Regions from separate parts of the Homo sapiens genome. Here region 2 is linked to region 1. A link is a loop called in an ENCODE intact Hi-C map of the cell type or tissue named here. Cell type or tissue: gastrocnemius medialis. All regions are shown on one strand. Links, peaks and the distances in the headings refer to the core of each region. The heading gives the core; the rest is flanking DNA.

Region 1 (8,338 bases), core at 88-8,087:
TCTCTTAAAATTCAGGTGCTTCTAAGAAGCCTGGGCGAGCATCCTTGCTATGAGACCATGAAACCACATGGCTCTGTCCCAGCATCCAAGCCTCCAGTCAGACACAGCTGGAGCAGCACACAAGCAAGACCAGAGACCAGCCGCTCGGCCAGCCCCCAGAAGTGTGAGAAACTAACAAACCATTGCTGTCTTAAGTCACTAGGTTTTGGGGTGGTTTGTTACTCAGCAATAGATACTAAAACAAAGATTGTTTCTTGGAAGTGGGATGCTGCCCTAACTAAAACCTGAAACAAGTGGCATTGATCTTGGGACCCAGCAGCAGACAGCCTAGAAGGGCAGCAAGGAGACTTACAGAGTCTGGATGAGCAGGGAGAAAACTGCTCTCAGAGACGGGAGAAAGACCACCCGTGTTATATGGCGGTGGAATCATTCACAAAACTGTCACCTGTGGTATCTTGGGAGCTAGAAAATATACCTAATAAATTTGTTGGAGGTAGCTAAAGAGACTTCCAGGCAGAATGTTAAAAGTAGCAACAGGCTTTTCTTAGCTGTGATTGGTAAGGTATTGCAGGAAAGAGGAACTAAAAAAGAAACTTTTCAGTTTGCAAGCAGAATTTGACAGAAAAATAAGAGACCAGAACAGTCTCCAGCAAGAAAAACTTTCACCATTGGTAATTTAGGAGAATGTGCTGATGGCAGGGACCACCTGGTCAGTGAAACAATTCAGGCTTTTGAAAAGTACAGAGATAAATTGTACCCCATAAGGATGGGCAATAACAGTGTGTCCATTTTTAACATTAAAATTAAAACACACCAAAAATGCACAGGAGAACAAAGCACACAATGACAAAGGAATTGGCTGTTACTCAGCTGCACTGGTATCGTACAGAAAGATAAGGAAAGGCACTTAGCAAACAACTGAAACTAAGTGTGAGGGCCAGGGGCTTCTTTGGTAGCAAAGAGATCGCCTGCAACAGAAGAGCCATAAAAGATAGACAGAACTCAGAAATTGATAGCAACCAGGAGCTTCAAAAACTAACACCCCACTGAGGCTGAGGCAGGTGGCTAGAACCCTCAGCCAAGGTAGATCTGCCCCATCAAGATCAAGGCCGTGGCTGAGAATACCTGGGCTGGGATTCCAACACGCAGAATGGGGACATCTGGTACCTTGGATGGTGGAGATCCCTGAAGATTTTGGTTCCCAGATTCCTCTGACCCCACATACCCTGCTAAGAGGACCCACCCCTCTCTATTAAGAGCTAGCACCACCTGCTGCCCAGGAAAGGCAATGCAGAGATCTCTCCCTGAAACATAACAGGAGTGCCCCACCAGATCAGCCCCATCTCCTCTTCTGGCTACCAGAATAACTGGACATAAGTCACCACGTAATTCAGAGCCAAGAATGTGCTGGGCCTTACAAGGAAGAAAGGAACTAAACCAAGCATGTACCCACAGGAGCGGGGGAGGTTCCCATGGACCTAGAATTTTTTTTTGTTTTTGTTTGTTTGTTTGTTTTTTGATATGGAGTCTTGCTCTGTCCCCCAGGCTGGAGCACGTGGCACGATCTCGGCTCACTGCAACCTCCGCCTCCTGGGTTCAAGCGATTCTCCTGCCCCAGCCTCCCTAGTAGCTGGGATTACAGGCACCTGCCACCACGCCCGGCTAATTTTTTGTAATTTTAGTAGAGACGGGGTTTCACCATGTTGGCCAGACTGGTCTCGAACTCCTGACCTCGAGTGATCCACCCGCCTCCGCCTCCCAAAGTGTTAGGATTCCAGACGTGAGCCACTGTGCCCAGCCGGACCTAGAGTTTTGAGAATATCAGAATAGAAACCTGGATAAGAAAGTTTATTAATTTAGGGGCACTTTCTTGGGATACAGGATTTACACTCCAGCAAGGACCCCACGAAATAGTTCAGATATATGAATATTATTGTGCTCCTACAAGCCTTGAAAAAGTAATGACCCACGCAGCCCAGTTGAAATGCTTGAATTTCAATGCTTCCTCCACATCAGCAGTGGAGGAAGAAATTTAAAAGTTTAGGAAAGTAGACATGTTGGAATGTATTATTTGAGGTCTAAAGACTCACCGTGGGATTATGTTCCATGGAAGACACACATCCTTTACCACAGCATTGGTGAGGGGGGCACCAGCATCAATAAACAAAATGGGAGCTAGACAGACAGTGGGCCAGGGATGAAGGTAGGAGAGGTCATAACAAAGCTGGGATTATTGATAGCAATGGAAATAACCGACCCCCTCCCCAATGCCAAGCAATAAAGGCCAGGTGGCAACAATAGAAGCCAGGAGGTCACAGTTCTCTCAATGACCAGCAAAGTCAAAGAGCCAGTCAAGACCAGGTACGGTTCATGCCTGTAATCCTGGTGCAAGGTGGGAGGATCACCTGAGGCCAGGGATTTGTGACCAACCTGGGCAACATAGTAAGACCTGTCTCTACAAAAAAAAAATTAGAAATTAGCCAGGCACGGCCAGGCGCGGTGGCTCACGCCTATAAATCCCAGCACTTTGGGAGGCCGAGGCGGGCGGATCACGAGGTCAGGAGATCGAGACCATCCTGGCTAACATGGTGAAACCCCGTCTCTACTAAAAATACAAAAAATAATTAGCTGGGCGTGGTGGTGGGCGCCTGTAGCCCCAGCTACTCGGGAGGCTGAGGCAGGAGAATGGTGTGACCCGGGAGGCAGAGCTTGCAGTGAGCTGAGATCGCGCCACTGCACTCCAGCTTGGGCGACAGAGCAAAACTCCATCTCAAAAAAAAAAAAAATTAGCCAGGCATAGTTGCATGTGCCTGTAGCTCCAGCTACTTGGGAGGCTGAGGTGGGAGGATCCCTTGAGCCCAGGGGTTGGAGGCTGCAGTGAGCCTCCTAGGCTGGTGCCATTGCACTCCATCCTTGTGACAGAGTGAGACCTTGTCTCAATCAATCAATCAATAAAAAAGCCAGTCAAGGGGAAATTAAGTTGATTAATAGAACATGATATCCCTAGGGATAAAATTAACAGCCAACAAGGGCAAATCAAACAAATGCAAGAATAGGCTGAGCACAGTTGCCCCCATAAAAAGTCTTGAAGTAGAGAAATTGGAAGCCTTGTGCAGTGTTGGTGGGAATGTAAAATGGTGCAGCTGCTGTGGAAAACAGTCTGAGTGTTCCCAAAAAATTAAAAATGGAATTACCGTATGATCCAGCAATCCCACTTCAAAAGTATTGAAAGCAGTGTCTTGAGATATTTGCACACCCATATTCACAGCAGCGTTATTCACAACAGCCAAAAGGAAGCAACTCAAGTGTCCATTGATGGATGAAAGGATAAATAAAATGGGAAATGTACATTATTCAGCCTTAAAAAGGAAGAAAGTCCTGTCACATACTACAACATGGATGAGCCTTGAGGATATTATGCTTAGTGAAACACGCCAGTCACAAAAAGACAAAAATACTGTATGATTTTATTTATATGAGGTATCTAAAGTAGTCAGATTCATAGGAACATAAAGTAGAATGGTGGTTGCCAGGAGCCAGGGGCAGGGAGAAATTTGGAGTTGTTGTTTAATAGGTATGGGGGGGTCAGTGTTGCAAGATGAGCAGCTCTAGAGCTCAGCTGCACAACACTGTGAATATACTTAAAACTATGAAACTGTACACTTACAAATTGTTAAGATAATCAATGTTGTTTTGTGTGTGGTTTTTTTCTTTTTTGGGGACAGGGTCTCGCTCTGTTGCCCAGGCTGAAGTGCAGTGGCGCTATCTCGGCTCATTACAGCCTTGACCTCCTAGGTTCAAGCGATCCTCCCACTTCAGCCTCCCAAGTAGCTGGGACTACAAACGCACACCACCACACCCAGCTGAAAATGTTATGTTTTTATCACTATTTAAAATAAAATATATGTTTTAAGAATACTAAAAAAAAAGTCATGATTCCTTCTCATTTCCTAGACCTGAGACATTTTTCAGACCTGAAATCTATTGAATGGGAAAATGTGACAGAGTCCCCGAGAGGAAGGTCCCTGCAACATCACAGCAAGTGTGCACTGTAATAATTCCACCAGTCCTGGGTGACTGTCACCTGGGAGAGGAGGAATATCCACTAGACACAGGGCCTGAAATGACACTGATATTCAAAGACCTGAAATGTCATTATGGCCCCTGTTACAATGATGGGCTATAGGTCAGGTAAAATGGGGATTCTGGCTGATGTCCAGCTTCAAGTGGGTCCACCGGGGCCGTGGCTCCACCTGGTGGTCATTGCCCCAGTCCCTGAGTGTATAACTGGGATTGGTATATTCAGCAGTTGGGGAAGCCCCGATGTGGGGCCCCTGCTTTATGATATAAGAGCTATCATGTGGGGAAGGTCAGTGGAAGCCTCTGAAATTGTGTCCGTCCCCCTTCACCCAGCCAAGATAGCAAATACAAAATAATATCTCATTCCAGAGGGAAGATAGAGATCATTGCCACCCTTAAGTACCTCAAGGATGCAAGGATTGTGGTCTGTGTCATACCTCTGTTTAATTCACCAGCCTGGCCCCTGCAGAAAACACATGGATCCTGGGAAATAACCATAGACGATTCCTAGCTCAGCTCAAGCCCCGAGTGATCATGCAGGGTGTGGTGTCATTGCTAGATTATATAAATATGGCTTCAAGTACATGACATTTGGCCATTGATTTGGCAAATGCATTCTTCTTTATCTCGATCAAGAAAGAGAATCAGAAACAGCATTCACATGGACTGGATGACAATATTCATTTAGATTCCCCCGGCCCCCAGGGTTGTTGTTAACTCTCCCAATCTATGTCATGATACATTCAGAAAAGATCTAGATCATCTGGACTTCCCACAGAATATCACAATGCTCCATTCATCAATGACATTAGGCTAATTTGGGAGAATAGCAAGAGGTGGCTGACACCTGAAAGCCTCGGGAAGACACATGCACTCTAGAAAATGAGACATAAACTCTCTGAAGATTCCAGGGCTTGCCCCTCCCATAAAGTTTTTTGGAATCCAGTGGTAAAGGGTGTACTAGGACGTTGCCTCTGAAACAAAAGACAAAATGCTGCGTCTTGCATGCACAAAGAAGGAACTAAAATGCCTGGAGGGTTCTGGCAGCAAGCATATTCCATGCCTGGGAATAGTGCTCCAGCCTGTATTCTAGAGGGTGCAGCTTTGTGTGGGCCTGGGGCAGGGATATAGAGCCTGATCAACAAAAGGAGCTAGAACTGCTCTTGGACAATAAGGCAGGAATATGTGTGAAACTCAGGTCAGCCACTTGAGCACCTCTTGATGATACCTTTCATGCCCAATGGTGACCTGAATGGCAAGTGCAGCCCAGCCTGTGAAGGGTGACGTGATCAGGGACTCAGAGCCTCTCAGGAATCAGGGTTGTGCTACGCCACCTGGTAGGCTATCGAGACCAGCAGAAATGACAGTGGTGTCATCTGTAGCAGAGAGGGAGAGTGGAATTTAGAATGGATAATGGAGGAGGGAAATGATGTTACCTATTGCAAGACCAACTGCAGCAACAGCCTGTGGTTAACCCACTGACCTCCCTTAACTAAGTCCCTTCAAGAAAAGAGCCCATTGAAACCCCGGAAGAGCTACCCCTCAATGTGTGTGGAAAGTAGATCCACATGGTACAAAAGGAAGACTGTGGTAGCCATGAAGGTGCCCCACTTGGATTTGTCTTCAAGAAAGAACTTGCTGCTCAGCTGCAAGGAGGACAGTTAGCTGTCAGCCTCCAGCTGTTAGTGCTGAGGGATCTGTCTCAGTTTTCCAGCCAAGGCACACTGCTCTCAGCAGGCTCTGGCCAGTGACTGAGCAGAGTGGAGGGGTTCTTAGGGCCTGGACATTTCTGCCCTATGCGAACCCCTCTAATGAAACACCTTTGCTCTGGAGTTCCCCAATATGTTGCCCAAGATTCTATCTGCATTTCAGTCTGAGGCTCTCCTTGTTGAACCCTGCTTCCTGTCCCCTCTCATAGGTACTCCCTCTTAGGCCTCTTACACTCCTCATTCAGTATCTGCTTCTCAGAGGAGGCAGCTGACAAACCTTTCTTCCTCTTGTCTTTCCCATCCCCAACATCTAATCCATCAGCAAGTCTTTTTGGTTCTACCTTAAAGCATAGCTGGAATATGACCATTTCTCCATCTCTCCTCTGCCAGCTCCTTCCCTACATAGTCTAGTGATGTCTCTTTGCCTCCTCTCATCCCCATTCAGCAGCTGGAGTGTCTTCTTGTATGTGTGTGGGTGTTTTTGTTTTTGTTTTTGTTTGTGTGTGTGTGTGTGTGTGTGTGTGTGTGTGTGTGTGACAGAGTTTCGCTCTTGTTGTCCAGGCTGGAGGGCCATGGTGTAATCTCGGCTCATCACAACCTCCGCCTCCCAGGTTCAAGTGATTCTCCTGCCTCAGCCTCCCGAGTAGCTGGGATTACAGGTATATGTGCCATCATGCCCGGCTAATTTTGTATTTTTTTTTTTTTAGTAGAGACGAGGTTTCTCCATGTTGGTCAGGCTGGTCTTGAACTCCGACTTCAGGTGATCTGCCAGCCTCAGCCTCCCAAAGTGCTGGGATTACAGGTGTGAGCCACCACGCCCAGCCTGGAGTGTCTTCTTAAAGCAGTTCATGTCACTTGACTACTTAAAACCACCCTAATTTCATGTCACTCTTAAAAATCCAAATATTTTCTTTGGCAAATAAGGCCCTTCTCTGCCAAGCACAGTGGCTCATGCCTGTAATCCCAGCACTTTGGAAGGCTGAGGCAGGCAGATAGCTTGAGCCCAGGAATTTGAGACCAGCCTGCACAACATGGCAAAACCTCATCTCTACTAAAAATACAAATAAATAGCCAGGCGTGGTGATGCATACCTATAGTCCCAGCTACTTGGGAGGCTGAGGTGGGAGGACCACTTGAGCCTGGGAGGTCAAGGATGCAGTGAATCAAGATTGTCCCACTGCACTCCAGTCTGGGCGACAGAGTGAGAGCTTGTCTCAAAAAAGAAAAAGGGAAAAAAAAAGGTCCTTCTTCTTCTGACTCATGCATATCTCCAACCTTATCCCCAGGCCAGACACACAGATCTCTTTTCTGTTCTGTACACACGCCAAGCTCTTTCCCACCTCAGGACCTTTGCCCTTGCTATTCCTTCTGCCTAAAATACCCTTGTTCTCTTTTTTAACTTCTTTATCCAAACATCAGTTCTTATGAGCCTTCTCTGGCTGCTCTGTCTTGAGAGGCACCCCTTCCAACAGAATTGTTACCTTATCATTCTGCTTCCATCACAACAATGACCACAGTCTAATTATTCTCCTCAGTTGCCTCTTTATTTTCTCTCTCCCTGGGTAGAATAGAAGCCCGCACAGGGTGGGGCCCTGACTTATCTCCCCACACCTAAACTCAATCTTTATTTGTGTAATGAATGATTGAAGAAAGCCTTACCTAACACATGTACATCTCCACCACATTATCCCCACCATTTAGTTCCATTGTAATAAAAGTAATACCTTTTGATGGTCCTTTACAGTTTTAGATAGCATGTTCTTGTTTGCCATCAATAGCTCTCTCACACACACACTATTTAATTTTTGATCTTCATAATTAACCCTGTGAAGAAAATAGGACAAGTATGACCCCCAAATTAAGGATTAGAAAAATTGAAGCCGGCCAGGCATGGTGGCTCACGCCTGTAATCCCAGCACTTTGGAAGGCCGAGGCGGGTGGATCACTTGAGGTCAGGAGTTTGAGACCAGCCTGGCCAACATGGTGAAACTCCATCTCTACTAAAAATACAAAAAAAATTAGCCGGGCGTGGTGGCGGGCACCTATAACCCCAGCTACTCGGGAGGCTCAGGCAGGAGAATCAGGTGAACCTGGGAGGCGGAGGTTGCAGTGAGCTGAGATCGTGCCATTGCACTCCAGCCTGGGTGACAGAGCAAGAATCTGTACTTAAAAAAAAAAAAAAAAAAAAAATGAAATCGAGAGAAGTAACCAAGGTAGAAAGTGTCAAAAAGTGTCAAAATCAAAATCTAAAAGCAGGCTTTGGGAAATGCAGTGATGTCTGACCCCAACTGCCTGGATTCAGGCCAGACTTCACAGGGTAAGGAACAGTCCTCCACTTCAGGCCACTCTCACTTCAGACACCAGTAGCCAGTTCAGGGGTTGGTTCCACTACCCCTGCAGGTTTGATAATTTGCTACAATGACTCACAGAACTCAGGAAAGCACTATACTTATGATAAGTTAAACTTTTATTGCAGCAAAAGGGTACAAATCAGAACCAGCCAAGAGAAGAGATACAGAGGGCAAAGTCTGGGAAGAGCTACACGGGAA
Region 2 (8,338 bases), core at 339-8,338, 77 kb before region 1:
TCAAGAACTAAGAGTCAAGCCAGGCAATCTAAATACCACTACCAAGTCTCAAGGAATGGAAGTGGATTTTTTTTAGGATTGATGCATAATGATTGTACAGATTTATGGAATACAATGTGATGTTTCAATACATGTATACATTGTGTAGTGATCAAATCAGGGTAATTAGCATATCCATCACCTTAAACATCTGTCATTTCTTTGCGATAAGAACATTTAAAAACCTCTCTTATAGCTATTTTGACATATATAATACATTATTGTTAACTCTATTCATGCTACTATGCAATAGAACACCAGAACATATTCCTGCTATCTAACTGTAGCTTTGTACCTATTAACCAATTTCTAACCACCCCTATCCTTCACCATCCCATCCTCTGGTAACTGCTATTCTGCTCTCTACTTCTATGAGTTCAATGAGAACAACTTTTTAGATTCCACATATGAGTAAGATCGTGCACTATTTGTCCTTCTGTGTCTGATTTATTTCACTTAATGTAAGTCCTCCAGGTTAATCTGTTTTGCCACAAATGACAGGATTTTGTTCTATTTCATGGCTGAATAATAAATATATATATATATATATATATGCTGCTATTTTCTTTTCCCTTTTTTCTTTTTTTTTTTTTTTGAGACAGGGTTTGGCTCTATCGCCCAGGCTAGAGGGTAGTGGTGCAATCTTGGCTCACTACAACTTCTGCCTCCCAGGCTCAAGCTACTCTCCCACCTCAGCCTCCCCAGTAGCTGGGACTACAGGTATACACTGCCATGCCCAGCTAATTTTTGTATTTTTGTAGAGACAGAATTTCACCATGTTGTCCAGGCTGGTCCCCAGCTCCTGAGCTCAAGCAGTCCACCTGCATCGGCCTCCCAAAGTGCTGGGATTATAGACCTGAGCCACCGTGCCCGACCTAAATACTGCTTTTCTTGGTCCATTCATCTGTTGATGGACATTTAGGTTGATTTTATATCTTGGCTATTTTGAATAGTGCTGCAGTAAACATAGGAGTGCAGATAGCTCTTCAACATACTGATTTCATTTCCTTTGGATATATACCAAGTAGTTAGATTGCTAAATCATATAGTAGTTCTATTTTTAATTTTTTAAGGAATCTTCATACTATTTTCCATAATGGCTGTACTAATTTACATTCCCACCAGTTGTGTGTAAGGGTTCTTATTTCTCCACGTCATCATCAACAACACTTACTATCTCTAATAAGAAACAGCCAAGAGTCAAGATCCAAGTGAAGGTAAATAGAAAAGGGCAGAGACTGATTACTGCAAATAGTCTTTGACTGTCATCATACCAGTTTTGTGAATTTATAGTTACTTGGATTTCTCAGATTTGCTTAAAAGTACAGAGACAGATCAGCCAGAAAAGGTGGTAAGAGAGTGACTGCAAGGGCAGGAAATGAGACATTGTGCCTATAAGAAAAGTAACAACAGAAATCCCAAATGGGATTTCTTTTCTTTTTAAAAAAATTTTTTAAAATTTTTATTTATTTATTTGAGACAGTTTCACTCTGTCGCCCAGGCTGGAGTACTGTGGCACGTAATCTCGGCTCACTGCAACCTCCGCCTCCCAGGTTCAAGCAATTCTCCTGCCTCAGCCTCTTGAGTAGCTGAGACTACAGGCACCCGCCACTACATCCTGCTAATTTTTTGTATTTTTAGTAGAGAGGGAGTTTCACCATGTTGGCCAGGCTGGTCTCGAACTCCTGACCTCAAGTGATCCACCTACCTCGACCTCACAAATTGTTGGGATTACAGGTGTAAGCCATGGCACCCGGCCCCCAACAGGATTTCTTAATGTTTTAAACTTACGCTGTTGATTGAGATACATACATAATTTGTACCTGAAATTTCTTCATATTATAGTAGAAAATAGTGGAACATTTGAACAGATACCCTAAATGGGCTGTATTCCGTGGCTGCTCTAGGGGAAAGATCCCATGAAAGGAAAAAAATAAGAAAAATCTTACGAATTTGGGATCGAAATCTACAGAAGAGAAGTTTCTCCCTTTTTGATCCCTTAAGGATGATGGTAGTGAAATAGTAACCCAAAAAATCAACAATAGAAATCTCTTTCAGAGAACTCTGTACTTGAAAGCTACATGGGAGGTTCCCCATTATCATCATAGTCCCTAGTCAGTGTGAACAGAAGAGCTCTTAGACATTGGACATGGTTGTTGTCAGGTACAAAAGAGATAATGTACGTGAAAGCATTTTGTAAGTTGTAAAGTAATCATATAGTTGATAGTTATGTCCTCAGAATTCAGTGCCCTTCAAGGCTCTTGCCAGCCTTTCAAACCAAGCCATTTCTTCCTCTGATTTCCATATTTATTTTGATAGTGCCACTGCTTTTGGTCTCTCACACTGGTTCCAATACTTACTGATTCTTCAGGACCTTTGGCAAGTGTCACCTCTGTGAAGTCTTTCCTAATTTCTCAACAACCCAATATACTTTCTCTTCCCCTTTCTCTCCCCTTCCTCTTTTGCACTGATTTTCAGCTTTTGCTTTTTGTTTTGTTTTTTGCATACATGTTTCTGTTATAACACCACATATTTGTTCCTGAAAAACCTCATATTCTATAAAAACATGCACTAAAAAAAGGGTTATGAGAATATAGGGTTATAAGCAGACCACTTAAAATCTACATGACTATAGAAAGAAAGAAAACATTCATATAATTTTTAAATCAGAGCCCTAATAAAAATAGTAACAATTATAATAAAAATACTAGCATGGTTAAATCTCCACCGGCATTTGCACCTAGAAATAGAGCCAGTCCATCCTCTGCAGCCTTATTCCTGGGGCTCATGTTTTCTTCAAATTATAAGGTCTTGAAAATACTCACTTCTCATAAAGACTACTTTGTCAAAATTAAAAATACCATATGGAGACAGCTTTCTTCATCAATCAGTGTTTGATTGTTATTTTGTTTTGTTTTGCTTTTTTACACAGTGCAATATATTTGCATCCTTTTTATTTGCACTTGCCCTTTCCCCATATAGCATAACACAGTGGAAAGTGCAACAGTTCTTGAAGCTACAAAACCAGATACTTCTTGCAGAACACACTTCTGTAGGATTATCATCTTTTTTTCTTAAGGTATTGGTAAGGCTTCCCCTTTAATCATAAGAAAGCCTATCCATTCTGGAAAAATTACATGTGAACCAATATGCCTTCTGTGTTAAACTGACACCATTTCCATATTTATCCATCTCACAGAACTAAAGTACATTAAAGAAACATGTATATAGCAGAATAAATTATATTACTTTGATCATCCTTCACCCCATTGACTGTGAACTCACTGGGGACAGGAATTGTCTTTAACTTATCTGTGTGCCTGCAACAGTGCATGACATACTGCCTTATGGGGACTCAAAAGTATTTGTTGACTTGAATTAAATTATTTGTTCTGCTGCATAATAAATATAAATCTATACTATATGGAAGGTCCTGAATATGAGGATTAAAAAATGTAAACATGGCTTCTCCTGGCCCCCTTTCCTATCGGTACCTGCCTCTTAAAATCATTAAGTACTAAATCTAGAGATTACATGCTATTACATACTCATCTCTGTCAACCATGTTGAGACATGTTCTGATGCTTCTTAGAGATCAAGCCCAGTCTGTGTAAAATTCTACCAACTTGTCTCCATTTCACTGGTCAATCATTAATACTAAGAGAAAGCAGTAGGTTTTGCAAATCAACTAGTCAGTTTTGTTGTGCCGTATTGATTCAAGTCGTGGAAATAGTAAGTGTTCTTTCAGCAAGGAAATTACAACTTCAGCTATTGGAAAAGAAAAGTGGAACTATCCATTATTAAATTCATTTTTGTCCTAAAGCAATTACAATGGAAATATATTTCCTTATTTAATTCTTACCTTGGACAAAAGGCATTTAATTTTCTATAGTTGAGACAGTTGCTAAATGTATGACTTATAATTGTCATAGTAGTGATGTATCACTACCATTCAATAATTATTAGATCTAAGGCATTGTACAACAGATGACTCAAGTGAAAGGGGGATAAATATAAGTTCTATCTTTCTTCAGAATATAAAAAGGCTTCTGCAGAACCCCAAAGTGACAGAGTTTGATGCTGCCCGCCTGGTGATGCTTTATGCTTTACATTATGAGCGACACAGCAGCAATAGCCTGCCAGGACTAATGATGGACCTCAGGAATAAAGGTGTTTCTGAGAAGTATCGAAAGGTAACCAGTTTCCATATTAGCCCACCAAACAGGAACCAACTCTGTTATTATATTCTTAGCTCTAACGAATGATAAATCATACTATTTTTATTTACAGAAATGTATAATTCTGTCTTTTCATTTTTGTTTCCTTAATAAAATTATTTTCTTATGAAATGGGCTTCCTGATGCCTAAGCAATCAAAATTTGCTTCTCTTTCTTAATAGCTCGTGTCTGCAGTTGTTGAATATGGTGGTAAACGAGTCAGAGGAAGTGACCTCTTCAGCCCCAAAGATGCTGTGGCTATCACCAAACAATTCCTCAAAGGACTGAAGGTATAGACATCTCCTCTATGCTCTCCTGAGTGAGAACAGTTGAAGTCCTTGAGGCTGAGAGTGAATGAATATGATCTTCAAAGTATCTTGAAGATTGCTGCTAATTTAGTACTGTGTCAGTTAAATGAAATTAAAACTGGCATCCTCTTGAAAGCTTTTTCTTTTAGTGCTTTCTGTCTTAGAGCCGTATCAACATTGGACCAAATAGCTTAGCAGGAAATAACTGGAGGTATTTCCAGGAAATAAGAAGAAAAAGACCAACAGTTCTGTTAGTCACAGATATTTTACACCATTTGTTTATAATTAAAGATTTTTTAGGTAGTTTCTCTTTGAAGGAAATTAAAGATGAAGCAAACTTTTGATCTTTTAAAAATACTAACCTGTTTTCTTAAAATACTCAAAAATTAATTCTAATCTGCTAGCCTTTCTTTTTTTTTTTTTTTTTTTTTTGAGACGGAGTCTCGCTCTGTCTCCCAGGCTGGAGTGCAGTGGCGTGATCTCGGCTCACTGCAAGCTCTGCCTCCCGGGTTTTACGCCATTCTCCTGCCTCAGCCTCTCGAGTAGCTGGGACTACAGGCATACACCACCTACACCCGGCTAATTTTTTTTTGTATTTTTAGTAGAGATGGGGTTTCACCGTGTTAGCCAGGATGGTCTCGAACTCCTGACCTTGTGATCTGCCCGCCTCGGCCTCCCAAAGTGCTGGGATTACAGGCGTGAGCCACCGCGCCCGGCAGCCTTTCTTATGTTTCCTGAAGTTTTTCTATTTTCCTGGGTATTTTCAGTCTTTTTTATACATAATCCTTTCCTTTTATTTGCTCTACCTATCATTTAACATTTCACAAAAGGGTGAGAGACAGTGAAGACATGATTAAGGATTTAAGCAATTCCATTTTTAAAAAATCCTTTACAATAACTAGCCCTAAATTACAGAGTAATTTTTATGAGATTAGAACATTTCTAGCTGATTAAAATAATTTTTAAATTTCCCACAGTTACGTAAATCTATCCCATGAAATCTCTATTGAGTGTATGTCCTTTTCTGATATGAATATTATTAATTCTTGTGTTGCCAATTTCCCAAAAATGACATAAGAACCATTTTCCCCTGTTTTAGGGAGTAGAAAATGTATATACACAGCATCAACCTTTCCTACATGAAACCCTGGATCATCTCATCAAAGGAAGGCTTAAGGAAAACCTATATCCTTATTTAGGCCCCAGCACACTCAGAGACAGGTAAGCTAACAAAGATATTAATAATAAAAGCCAGAAATACTGAACAAACAGAAAATTTAGAGTAATGTTAAGGACTAAAGCTGAGGTTATAGCATTCTGCTGCTCCTTTCTTCTGTTAAGATTCTTTTGGTTTTACATATGTCAGCATTAGATATGAATTCCCCTGCTAAGTCTGAAACATTTATTTCTTTTGTACTAAAGAAACAAGTGTTTTGGAGAGCCTCAAATCCTTCTGTATTTCAGTATCAGACCAGTTTACTTATGCCATTTAAGGTTCTGTTCGATGGCATCTGGCATTTGGTGTTTCAAACATTGAGGCCAAAAATAGGCTTGCTGCTTGATTGCCATCCAGAGCAGGTTGTTACTATTTTTGGTGAGGACTGGACTTTGCCAAATGTTGCCAGCACACAAACTGAGAGACCTAATTAATAAAGGCCATTTGTTACACAGGAGCAAAGGATGGCTTTCTTTTTGAGTATTAACTAAAGGAAGCAATAATTGTCATCTTAATCCAGTGGTTAATTTTTAATAAAAACAAAACTTGTCCAGAACAACTTATTTAGGCCAACCTGAAATTTTAAATACTGTATACATAAATTCTACCTAGTTAAAAATTATATATTTTTTTTGTTGGAACACATGTTATCTAAGGGGCTAACATATATACTTGAATCCTATTGGATAGATTAATGTGAAAATTTTACTGTTGACATAATTCTTCTATTATTTCAGTTAATAAACATCTAAGAGCCTTGGAAGTATAGTGTTTTATAAACATAATGAGATTCTGAATGAGAAAAATGTTTTGAGATACATAGGTGATTCTTTTATGTGATAAAGTGTATTTTTTCACTTTGTCCTTTAAAAAATTTTTTTCTGTAATTTGGTACAGAACAGAAAAAAAAATCATCTTTTAAAAGTCCAAGGTTGAGATGCAGAACATTTGGTGTTAAATTCAGAGAGTACACTCATTCAGATAAAATGTTTAAAGACCTTGGGATCAAGATTCAGAAATGTCAGCTAAGTGGGAAGAATGAACGCCAGCCCAAAGTTATGCACCTATCTGAGAGGCTTTTTAAAAAACAACTATTCTTGAGCTTTTGCATTAATGTGATAAATAAAAACATTTATTTGCTTATGAATTTTTATAAGAATTACTGAACAAGGAATTATTTATTACCAAAGGGAAACCACAGGCCACCGGAAGAATATACTGTATATGATCAGTACACAGCAGGAAACCTTTCTAATTTACATAATTCATTCCCACACAAAGCTCAAAATTATATTCCTTGAACAAAATGCACATTTATCAGTTGTCAACATCTGTTACCATTTGTCACTATAACCTAAGTATGCATATAGTTAATAATTCAGTTGCTTTGTCCTTTTACACAACAGATGTTGATTGAATGCTTTCAGTATGTTAAGAGCTGTTGTAGATGCTGGCGATATAGAAGTGACAGGAAAGACAAGGTACCCGCCCTCAAAGAACTTACATAGAGACAATGAGTAAACAAGTAAACAAATGAAGAATATAATTTTAATAAGTGCTATCCAGGAAATAAATAGGGTGATGAGCTTCAAAGTAATTGTAGGGGTGGGGAGGACTACTTTAGATGGAGAGAGAACCTCTCTGAGAGGTGATATTTAAGATGAGCTTTGAGTCATAAGAAAGAACCAGACCAGACACGGTGGCTCACGCCTGTAATCCCAACACTTTGGGCGGCCAAAGCGGGAGGATCACCTGAGGTCAGTAGTTTGAACCAGGCTGGCCAACATGGCAAAACCCTGTCTCTACTAAAACTACAAAAATTAGCCTGGCGTGGGTAGCAGGCGCCTGTAATCCCAGCTACTCAGGAGGCTGAGGTAGAAGAATCGCTTGAACCTGGGAGGCGGAGGTTGCAGTGAGCTGAAATTTGCACCGTTGCACTCGAGCCTGGGCAACAGAGTGAGACCCCATCTCAAAAAAAAAAAAGCAATCACACTATGATTAGGAGAGAAAGCATCCAAAGCAGAGGGAAACACCAGAGCAAAGGTCTTGAAGAAAGAGAGAATTTGGCAAGTTAATGGAACAGAAGGGAGCCCTGCTTGGCTGGAGCATAGTGAATAAGGAGGAAATAAGAGGTTGAAAGATAGGTAGGGTTGGATCACATCGGTTCTCGAAGACCCTAGTAAAGAGATTTTTTTTTAATGTCATAGGAAGCCATTGAAGAGTTAAGCATATGAGTAACATGAACTTAATTGTGTTTTAAAAGATATTTGTGGTAAGAATGGATTATTGAAGGCAAAAATAGAAGCAGAGAGACTACTGAGGAGATGAATGCAGTAGTCCAGGTGAGAAATGGAAGTGGTTTGGGTAGGAGGCTGAGAGAGAAGCCAGAATCAATAGTCATATTTAATGGCACAGATTTATGGAACAAGGGTAAGAGAGAAGTCAAGAATAACTCTCAGGCTTTGAGGAGAAACAGAGTTTTGTTGTTCAGTTGGAGATGTCTATTAGATAACAAGTAGAAATGTCACATATTGAGAGTTGACAAAAACATTAGTAAT

What was found. A loop is a pair of places that touch in the nucleus more often than their neighbours do. Peaks named below come from ENCODE experiments on the same cell type or tissue, not always from the same donor. Only the 100,000 strongest peaks of a DNase experiment are listed, where the experiment ranks them.
Region 2: a loop joins it to region 1, with 2.7 times the contacts of the local background. A loop is called at or near these places in 20 of 110 quality-filtered maps.

What each region holds. Positions count from the first base shown.
Region 1 is chr1:150,164,910-150,173,247 of GRCh38, forward strand. The region is part of intron 2 of LINC02988 (long intergenic non-protein coding RNA 2988); the gene reads left to right. Among named protein-coding and RNA genes, the nearest start is that of LINC02988, 8.4 kb to the left of the region's middle. RefSeq lists enhancers at 54-103, 284-553. In gastrocnemius medialis, for the core only: CTCF peaks have their summits at 1,281 (motif pointing left) and 4,258 (motif pointing left); a DNase peak (open chromatin) is centred at 4,262; H3K27ac peaks cover 349 bases.
Region 2 is chr1:150,087,864-150,096,201 of GRCh38, forward strand. VPS45 (vacuolar protein sorting 45 homolog) reads left to right here. Exons shown (of 15, transcript NM_007259.5): 11 at 4,074-4,232; 12 at 4,439-4,546; 13 at 5,664-5,785. Among named protein-coding and RNA genes, the nearest start is that of VPS45, 24 kb to the left of the region's middle. In gastrocnemius medialis, for the core only: no CTCF peak of the experiment used is centred there; no DNase peak of the experiment used is centred there; H3K27ac peaks cover 1,218 bases.